Linked DNA regions of Homo sapiens: region 1 is linked to region 2. Evidence: chromatin contacts called from ENCODE Hi-C or POLR2A ChIA-PET data. All regions are on one chromosome and are shown on one strand. The core of a region is the stretch at or near the end of the contact, and the rest is flanking DNA. Distances in the headings are between cores, read along the strand shown.

The links. Hi-C counts contacts between places; a loop is a spot of excess contacts on that map. ChIA-PET counts read pairs that join two places held with the same protein, here RNA polymerase II (POLR2A). Pooled maps may share reads with other maps.
Region 1: POLR2A ChIA-PET joins it to region 2 with 10 read pairs in Panc1. The contact joins the enhancer-like site here to the promoter of GTSF1L in region 2. A Hi-C loop is called at or near these places in 1 of 37 single-sample maps with no recorded cell type and 5 of 50 pooled maps. POLR2A ChIA-PET finds 5 or more read pairs at or near these places in 1 of 52 experiments (Panc1).

Annotation. Positions count from the first base shown.
Region 1 is chr20:43,937,552-43,942,494 of GRCh38, forward strand. The region is part of intron 1 of TOX2 (TOX high mobility group box family member 2); the gene reads left to right. Among named protein-coding and RNA genes, the nearest start is that of TOX2, 25 kb to the left of the region's middle. Within about 2 kb of position 1,925, at least 6 of the 41 ENCODE cell types and tissues checked have a DNase peak (open chromatin) inside an H3K27ac peak, as active enhancers do; they include Panc1, where a contact is called at or near this core.
Region 2 is chr20:43,723,680-43,728,913 of GRCh38, forward strand. GTSF1L (gametocyte specific factor 1 like) reads right to left here and starts at 3,323. Exons shown (of 1, transcript NM_176791.4): 1 at 2,485-3,323. The coding sequence starts at 3,015. The coding sequence ends at 2,569.

The DNA of each region.
Region 1 (4,943 bases), core at 675-3,174, 210 kb after region 2:
CTGCTGGCTGGTGGTCTTTGAACCATGGACTGAGAATGAGGTGATCAGATGCTGGGGAGGCCCGTAGGGAGGGTGCACAGAGGAATGACTTGGGGACCCTCCCCAGCCACACCCCAGGTCTCCAACCCTAAGCCAGCCTCTACGTCCATGTGCAGGGCTGGGAGGGCCATCCTGGGGGCGACCGCAGCATCGAGTCCCCATGCGGATCTGCCTGCCCAGTCCCATAAGCAGCCTTTGATGTCCCTGGAGCCTTCAACAGCTTCTCTGAAGGCAGATCAGGGGCTGTGGTTTTGGAAAAGGCCTAGCATCACTGGGTGCCAGAATCATGATCATAAATGAACCAGCACAGATTGGAAAAATGGGAGGAGTCTGGAGTGTGGGTTCCAGCTTCTTGCCAATGTCTCCATGAAACCGTGCAAGTAGCTGCCCAGTCCTGAGCCTCCGTTTTCTCACCTGGAAATAGGGCCAGCTCCCATCCTCCCTGGGTCAAGTGAAGAGGAAGCTTTGAGGGCTGTTAACCTCAGCACCTTCAGTCTAATGCTTGTGGACAATGCGGGCACCCCAGTGACTGCACGGTGGAGTGAAGCAAACTCTCCTCTTACCAGGACCCATGTCAGTGGAACTTTCTTCCCCAGAATAAATAGAAACCATGGCAACCGGGATATGTCATGTGGACTGGCAGCCTGTCCCAGTGATGGCCAGGAGAAGGGCCTGGCACAGATGCGGGCCCCACTCACAACTCCACCCGCTGTGGGATGACCCACCGGGACCCCTTAGTCCTCCCCTCCTGCCTGAGGTAGGACTGAGAAGTTCAGTCCTGACCTTGGGTTTCCATTCAACCTCAGATTTTATTATTACTTAATAGTAAAATGCTTGTCCCGGAAAGCACGTCTCAAATGAGATAAGTTGAAGCAATCCTGGCTCCTGCCCCATGTCCTGATGGGTGCACTAGGAGTTATCAGGATACTGCTGGATGTGGGCACTGAAATGGCAGCAAATCTACTCTGAGAGGGAGGGCGCTGAGCCTGTGAGCGCCTTCAGTCTTCAGATGGCCAGCGAGGTGGTGGCATTAATATCCCACTTTACGGAGAGCCTCAGCTCTTTACCCGGGATTCACAGCTAGTATTTGACAGAGCTGGCATTCGAACCTGCATCTTCATGCCCCAGGACTTATTTCCACACTGGCTTTAGCTGAACTGGAGGCCCAGCCACCACATGGCAGGCAAAGAGCATTTGTCGCTCCCTGCATTGAGGGGGTGACTGGTCTGTGACGCCTGCCCCCAGCACAATGGGTCCAGGGGTGGTAGAGGGGCATCTGAGGCAGCTTTGAAGGCCAGGGGGTTTTTCCAGCCCTTGTGTTTCTGCCTTATGGCCTCCTTGTGCAGCTCTGGCAGGAGTGGACAGGTGCCCTCGCTTCTAGAAGCATGGTCTTGCCTTAGCTGGAAGTTGAGGGTGGAGCTTCCTGGAGTCGCTGGCTTCACCTGCCTCTGCAGCCATCCAGACAGGATGCCAAAGCCCCAGCTTGGGTAACCCCCTTGTCTCTTGGAGCCCCAGTGTCCTTATCTGTAAAACGAGGAGATCAGTGACTCAGGGACAGCATAGCATAGTGGTGCTGTGCATGCACGTTAGGTCCTAGGACCTTAGTTCCAATTCTGTCTGTGACAATTACTAGCTGTGCACATCTAGTAAGTTACTTAACCTCTCTATGCCTCAGTTTCCTCCTCTGTGAAATGGGGATAATAATTGCATCTACTTAATTTGTGGTAAGGTTTGCATAGGGATTTCATCATATTGGGACTGGAGGAGTTGAGTAAGAAGAAAGGGCAAAACCTTGGTCTAGCTTCCGCCAATTTCTGGGCAAAAGCTGAAGTTAGCACAAAGTCAGCCCAAGCATGCTCCACTGCACTCAAAGTACAGTTCTGCTGCCAGAACCCAGCCAGGGGGAGGGGATGGGAACTGTATAAGAGTAGGACGGATGCCAAGACTAGTGAGGCATTTTAACAACATGAGGCTGGAATGTGGCATTGTGTAAGTCCCACAAATGAATATGTGCGGTGAGGTTGGAAGATAAGCGAGGGTTCATTTGGTGAGACCATTCGTATAGTCAGACATGAGTTTAAACTGACCCTGCAGCTTAGAAGCTGTGTGGCCTCAAGAGCTTACTTAACTCCTCTGAGCCTGTTGGCACACCCAAAAAGAAAAACAACTCATTTCATTTTGCTAGATTGTCTAAGGATTAAAGAGATGACAGAAAGTACCAGTGCCTGGCACAGAGTAGATGCTTACTAAGCACCCCAAGAGTGTCTTATGGGGTGCTTATGTGATTCAGTCGGTGCTGCTGCTGAGTGACCACAGGGATATGCTCAGATATGCTGCAGAGGTTTCCTTCTGTAGTTAAAGGGCAGGGAGTCATGCCCTGTATGAGACATTTTTCCTTAGGGAAAATGAAGTCATGGGACTTGTTCATCTGGATAGTGCAGTCCAGGGGTGTATGGGGCTTGGGGTACTGCAGGCAAGTCCCTGGGACAGTGTGGCTGAGGGATGGGGCATTGGGTCTAGGAGCTTGGTGCAGAGCTCAATCAGGAACCTTGAAAGAAAACACAATGTGAAGACTTTCTACCTTGAGGACAGTGGGGCCGTGGAAGGATTTTAAATGGTGGGACGTCACTTTTTTTTTTTGAAGAGTTGGTGTCCTACTCTGTCACCCAGACTGAAGTGTAGTGGCATGATTATAGTTCACTGCAGCCTTGAACTCCTGGGCTCAAGTGATCCTCCTGCATAAGGCTCCTGAGTAGCTGGGATTACAGGCATGCGCCACCATGCACAGCTAGCTTTTTTTTTTTTTGTCTGTTTTTCAGAGATAGGTCTCGATATGTTGCCCAGGCTGCTCTTGAATTCCTGATCTCAAGCAATCCTCCCATCTCGGCCTCACAAATTGCTGGGATTACAGGTGTGAGCAATCGCACCTGGCAACTTTTTTTTTTTCCCCCAGGAAAACTCTACTAATTGGCCTGGAAAATAAATGGGGGAGGGTGAGCTAAGGGGCTGCTATGGGGATCCAGGCCAGAAGGGTGAGAGGCTGAGCCAGAGTCGCAGGGATGGAGGGAGAAGAGGTGACTGCAGAGGATGAGGCAGCTATCAGGGCACCCTAGGGGTGTGGTGTGGCACTTTAGTGGTCAGTGCTTTGCAGAGACGAGGCACATGGGATTAAGCAAACACAAAATCCCAGTGGGCATGAGGATGTAGACCAGGGCACCTTAGAAGCGCAAAGCGGCTTTAGTCACTTCCCTTGCGTGAGATTTGTTTAATAGAAGCTTGCAGCTTCGCAGCACTTAACAGGTGCTGACGGGGGCATCACAATATTGTGAAATTAAGCTGTGAAGCCGACTTCATTACCAGCTTACCTGGCGATGAAGCAGCTGCCTTAGTTAGCACTGATGGTTGGGCATGACAGAGCTAAAATTGAACTTGGCAATTACTGCTCATGAGAGGTTCTCAGTACTGTGAAAGGAAGGTTCCATGGAAATCAACCCTGGTAATCACAGGGTTTAAAATTAGTCAGTTACTATTAAGGTTGCTCTGTCAGCATATGCTTCAGGGTGATGTGAGGGAAGGGGGCGTGGAAGCTTGGGTTTGGGCTGTTGTGGGTTACCTTATGTTCACCTGCACTGCATTTAAGAAAAAAAGTTGGTTCTAGGACAAAGGTTCGAGAGTCCCAGGGTTAATATCATGGTGCAGGGTGGCCATTTGGATAATAGGTGGTTTTAAAGCCTTTTTTTTTTTTTTTGAGTATTTTTTGAGACAGAATTTCGCTCTTGTTGCCCAGGCTGGAGTACAATGGCGCGATCTCGGCTCACTGCAACCTCCGCCTCCCAGGATCGAGTGATGCTCCTGCCTCAGCCTCCTGAGTAGCTGGGATGACAGGCATGTGCCACCACACCTGGCTAATTTTCGTATTTTTAGTAGAGATGGAGTATCACCATGTTAGCCAGGCTGGTCTCGAACTCCTGACGTCATGTGATCCACCCACTTCGGCCTCCCAAAGTGTTGGGATTACAGGCGCGAGCCACTGTACCTGGCCTAAAGCCCTGTTCTTTTTATTTGCGTAAGCTCACACCCTCTCAGCTTTGGTGTTTTCTATTGACTTAAGGAGGTTTCCTGACTCGCTTCTGGTCTCTCCTTGGGATGTTGCACAGGAAGAGCTCAGCTCTCTGTGGGTTCCTCCTTGCCCTGGAGGAAGCAATGATGTGATAGGATGGGAGGTTCCTGAGTCCTTCACAGAATTGTTTTTGGTAAACCTTGGCTGGAACATCTCAGCAATCTCAGAAGATTTGTCCCCGTTTTGTGAATAAAGACAGCAAGGGGCTGATATGGGCTTGGTTGCTACTGTAGTGAAAATCAAAGGACAAAGCTTATAATGATTCAATTGTGAGTTTGCCTGGGCTGTGTGCACTGACCCTCATCAATAAGAAGATGGAAGTTGACTCCTTGCTGTGAGCCTCAACTTCCTCATCTGTAAAAGGGGAACTTGTTTTGTGCAAGTGTGAGGATTAAATGAGATCATCAAAGCACAGTAGAACCTCAGCATGGTGGCTGTTGGCTATTAACAGTGATATTTATGGACCAGACCAGGCACTTTCCATCGATGACAGCTGCTTTGACAAAAACCCCACCAGGAGGGAACTATTATTCCCATCTTAACATTAGTAAACAGAGGCTCAGAGAGGATCTAAGTTTGGCCAAGATCTAAGGGTACAGCCAGGATTCAAACCCAGGCATTCTGGCCACAGAGCCTGGCCATTGTCCCTGCCCCTCACCCTGGGAACAGCTGAACAACAAGGAAACAAGTAACATCATAGCTCATGCCTGTCATCCCAGCACTTTGGGAGGCCAAGACGGGAGGATTGCTTTAGGACAGGAGTTAGAGACCAGCCTAGGCAACA
Region 2 (5,234 bases), core at 2,073-4,572:
TGAACTCCTGACCTTAAGTGATCTGCCCACCTTGGCCTCCTCAAGTGCTGGAATTACAGGTGTGAGCCACCACACCCGGCTGTCATTTAGCTTTTCTGAAACTCACTTTTCATATCTGTATATTGGAGATAAAAATACTTGCTCCTCAGTTTTGTGGCCTGGATTTAATGGAATTATTTCAGCAAGGCACCTGACCTGAATATAGTTCCTCTCTCTTCTTCCTCTGCCAGCCAGAGCACCCTCTGCCCCAAGACACAGCTTTTCCACCGCACTCTCTTTGCCAGGAACCCTCAGCATGAACCTGCAAAGCTTGCCTGTTGCCCAGGGTTGGTGGGGCTGCCTTTCCCCACTGCCTGGTGGCCAGCTGCCTTTTGGGAGCTTGGAGGATACCTACAGAATGCTCCAGGCTGCCACTACATAGTGACAGACGTCAGCTCTATCTTGCTCTGTCTTGACAGAGCCCCTGTGGGTAGCGCTTCCACTAGGCTCACTCCCTTATGGCCCAATTCAGGGAGTTTCAGGAAGAGTAAGTTTTCCTGGTCCTGTTGGCCTATGGTTTATAGACATATATTCTCCACATCACTTTTTCCCCCTATTTCCTGTATGTCAGTTCTCTAGTTCATGCACTTCATTAATCACTGCCATCCAGAACTTTTTATCCCCCCAAGAAGTCTTTGTTTATAATACTTCGTGTAAGCAGTTGAAGGGGCCAGCTGGGTGGCAAAGTTATGATTACTTAAAAAAAAAAAAAAAAAGCAGTGAGCCTAGGCAACATAGTGAGACCCCATCTCTACAAAAAAATAGAACTAGCCAGTTATGGTGGTGCACGCCTGTGGTCCCAGCTAGTTGTTAGGCTTTGACGAGAGGATTGCTTGAGCCTTAGAGGTTGAGGCTACAGTGAGCTATGATTGCGCCACTGCACACCAGCCTGGGCGACAGAGCGAGGACTCTGTCTCAACAAAAAAACAAAAAAAAAACTTAACAGTTAAGATTTCCTCCTGAAAAACTTTCAAAGGACTTAAGTCTTCTACCTGCTGTTTAAAAAAATATAGTTTAATTTTTGACCAGATAACATATTCATATATATTCCCATGTAAAAGATTCTAAAGAGTCAATAGTAAAGAAGGGCTCTCTCTTGTCTTCCCTGGAGGCAGACAATATCAGTTTCTAGTGAAGAGGCAAGCAAATTTTTCTATTAGGCAACAGGTTGAAAAATTTCAGGCTTTGTGGACAGATCTCCATTCTAGAGTATCCTTAAAGAGAAATTTTATGCAAAAACAAGCACATACATATTCATGTCTTCTCCCGCAACTCTCCCCAAATGGTGGCATACTGTATAGACTGCTCTGGACTTGTTTTTGTTTTTTCTTTTCTTTTTCCTTTTTTTTTTTTGAGACAAAGTCTCGCTCTGTCACCCAGGCTGGATTGCAATGGCGTGATCTCGGCTAACTGCAGCCTCTGCTCCCGGGTTCAAGCTATTCTCCTGCCTCAGCCTCTTGAGTAGCTGGGATTACAGGTGCCCACCACACGCCCGGCTAAATTTTGTATTTTTAGTAGAGATGGGGTTTTGCCATGTTGGCCAGGCTGGCCTCGAACTCCACACCTCAGGTGATTGGCCCGCCTCCGGCTCCCAAAGTGCTGGGATTACAGGCATGAGCCACCGGGCCCGGCCTGGACTTGGTTTTTATCAGTTAAACTGGGGGTTGGCAAACCATGGCCCACCAGTCAAGTCCAGCCTGCCACCTGTGGCTGTAAGGCATTTTATTGGAACCTCTGTTCATTTGTTTACATATTATATGTGGCTGCTCTCGTGTTGCAGTGGCAGGGCCGAGTAGTTGCAACACAGACTGTGTGGCTGACAAAGGCTAAGATATTTGCCATCTGGCCTTTTACAGAAACAGTTTGCTGACCTCTGAGCTCAACAGTGTGTCTCAACCTTTCTATATCAGCACAGAAAGAGCTTCCTCACTTTTTTTAAGGCGGCATAATATTTTGTTGTATGGCTGCAGTATAACTTATTTTTAATCAGGCCCTTTTAATGGATATTTAGGTCATTTTTGACTTTTTTTTTTGTTGCTTAAGACAGGATCTCACTATGTTGCCCAGGCTGAACTCAAGCGATCCTCTCGCCTCAGCTCCCAGAGTAACAGGCTACAGCTGTGATTCAACACACCTGGCTCATTTCTAACTCTTTTGCTGCTGCAAATAATGCTGCAGTGAATAAGCTAGTACTTAGCTCATTTTCCACATGTGTGATTATATTTACAGAATGAAGCCTGGAAGTGGAATTGCTCAATCAAAGCCTGTATGCATTGATAATGTTTATAGCTATTGTCAAATTGCCCTCTGTGGAGGTTGTACCAACTGACATTCTCACCAATGTTATGAAAGTGCCCATTTTGCCCTACCTTTGCCAGCAGAGTATTTTAAGCCTTTTGATATTTATCAATCTGCCAGGTTAAAAAAAGAGGTAGCCCAGGGTAGTTTACTTTGCATGTCTTTTATTCTGATGCATTGCACGTTCTTCCATGCATTGATGAGGCGTGTGCTCCTTCCTCAGCTGGCAGTTTACTGTCCTGGTCTGAGGATCTTCTGGGGACTGGTCTCTCTTGCTGACTCTTTCGTGTCATTTTCACAAACAACCTTTTGAGGAAAAAAAGTCTTAAGGACAAACACATGCTGGCAATTAGCGCCATCGACATTCCAGATATCGGGGCTGGGAAGGCAGGGTGAGACCTGCTGGGTGTCATCGTTCTGCTCTGAACTAGGAGGACTGACTTTCAGAGGGTTCTCGGTGTCCTCTTCTTCCACAGCGCTCCTGTTGACACAAACAGCCTCATGTTCCTCCAGATTTTTGATGGGGACCACGTGGCAGGCGTTGTATTTGCAGGTGGCCATCTTTTTGGCTTTCTTGGGGTTCTTTCTCCTGCACGATGCCAGGTGGTACTGGAATCTGCTGAGTGGGATTCGGTGGTGAGGATCATAAGGGCAAATTTCAAAGGCTTCTGGCTCCATGAGAAATTCTTGAAGCAGGGTATCTCACTGCTAGAGTCTAACGGAAATGCTTCTTGTGGAGAAGCCCTTTTGTAAGAAGGATGGAGTTGTCCTCTGCCCAGTTTTGGCCCTTGGGATTCTGTAGGTGACGGTCTTAACTTGTGGTCTGTTCTCTAGGACTGTGAGTGGTGGATTAGAAGAGAGATGAGGAGCTGCCAAAAGCAGCTACACAGAGAACAGAGTTAGCAAATGGCACCCGAGACAGAACTATAGCAGATGCAAGAGCCAAAAACCCACAGCCGCTTGACTCACGGATATACTATGATGTCAAGCTGCAGTCACCGGTGGTCACAATGGGCAGCCTAAGTCATCAGGAAGAGGCTATTGTGCACTGCTTGGGAGGGGTGGATGGCTTTGGGAATGCTGCCATCTAAAATTGCTCATGGATGTATGTTGTGACTTAAGTCTTTTAACTGTACGTATTTGTTTTTTGTTTTTGTTTTTGTTTTATTTGAGACAGAGTCTCGCTCTGTTGCCAGGCTGGAGTACAGTGGTGCGATCTTGGCCCACTGCAATCTCCGCCTCCCAGGTTCAAGTGATTCTCCTGCCTCAGGCTCCCGAGTAGCTGGGATTACAGGCACCTGCCATCATGCCCGGCTAATTTTTTGTATTTTTAGTAGAGACGGGTTTCACCATGTTGGCCAGGCTGGTCTTGAACTCCTGACCTCAGGTGATCCACCCGCCTCAGCCCCCCAAAGTGCTGGGATGATAGGTGTGAGCCCCTGCGCTTTGCCAGGGCTGGTTTTTGGATGTGATTCTCAGGGCCGTCTTTCTTTACCCTTCTGCTCTGCTGAGGCCCACAGCAGCCTAGTCTCCTTGGGTGTGGGGGAAGGGTTTAAATCTATTCATATATCGCAGAAGGTGAAGCCTTTTGGTGTTCAGCTTAACATGGGAAACATTTCCTATAAAACGCCCCATCTTAGGTCGACCCTGCCGTTGTCCCTCACAGAACTGGACCAAAGTCTGAATGGACGCAATTGACACATATCTCAGGGTGTTAGTGGTTTTGGTCCTCTGACATTCTATTTACATGTCTGGTGTTAGGTAGGATTTCTTCTAAAAATTGGCCTGGAGCTCCTTCCCACCCCCCACCCTGTTAAATTGTTTCTCAAGATCTGAGTGACAGTAGAGAAATACCATATTCCTGAATAGGAAGACTCAAAATCATAAATGAATATTCTCTGTAAACTAAATTACATAAATTACATAGTCATCCTAAATTGATACATAAATATAATGCAATTCCAAATAATTTTTGTAGCTTTATGTGCTGATATCTGATAGAGCAAGTCTCTGCTTGTTATTAGTTTTCCCCCCAAAAGCCTTGACTATCTTCAAGGATTTGTTATTCTAGATCATGTGTCAACAAACTATGGGCCCATGATTCAAATCCAGATGGCTATCTGCTTTTGTAAATAAAGTTTTATTGAAGCACAGCCACACCCATTTGTTTATATATTGTCCATTGGCTGCTTTTGAGCTAGATTTGAGTAGTTGCAACAGAATCCAGATGACCTAGAAACCTCTAATGTTTTCTGTCTGGCCCATTATAGAAAAAGCTCACCCATCCTATTCTTGGTGGTGGTTAAGGAAGCTGACTGTATTCAAATTCTACCTCCTGCCACTTACCAGCCATGTGACCTTGGGGAAGGTGTGTGTGTGAGTGTGTGTGTGTGTATGTGTGTGTGTGTGTTTCCTGGTATTTACTAAGCTCTATTGATGGTGTCTTTTCAGGTAGGCTTTGTAGTTTTCTTTCTATTTTTTGCACGTTAAAAAAAAATTAATCTATGATGCTTTATGGTTTTTTCTTTTTCTTTTTTTTTTGTCATTGTAAATGACACTTTTTCCATCTCTCCACATCCTAGCTATGGTGTTCAGCCTTTTTTGAGAATTGAAGTGATTGGCTTTGTCTACATTGTTACATAATTGCAACTGATCATACATGTGGGATGTCTTGTTACTATCATATGACATGCAGACAATTTAGCAACATGACACTCACTGATGTCATAGTAAGAAATTGTAATGGGAACCCAGGTATAGACAAAAGATTAGACAAAGGATTCTAAAAAAAGGCATCTTTCATAACTACACCATTTATTCTGGGTGTGCCAGTCAGGATAGGCAAGGTTAGGCTGCAATAACGTACAGTGCCAAAACTTCAGTAGCTTAAAACAACG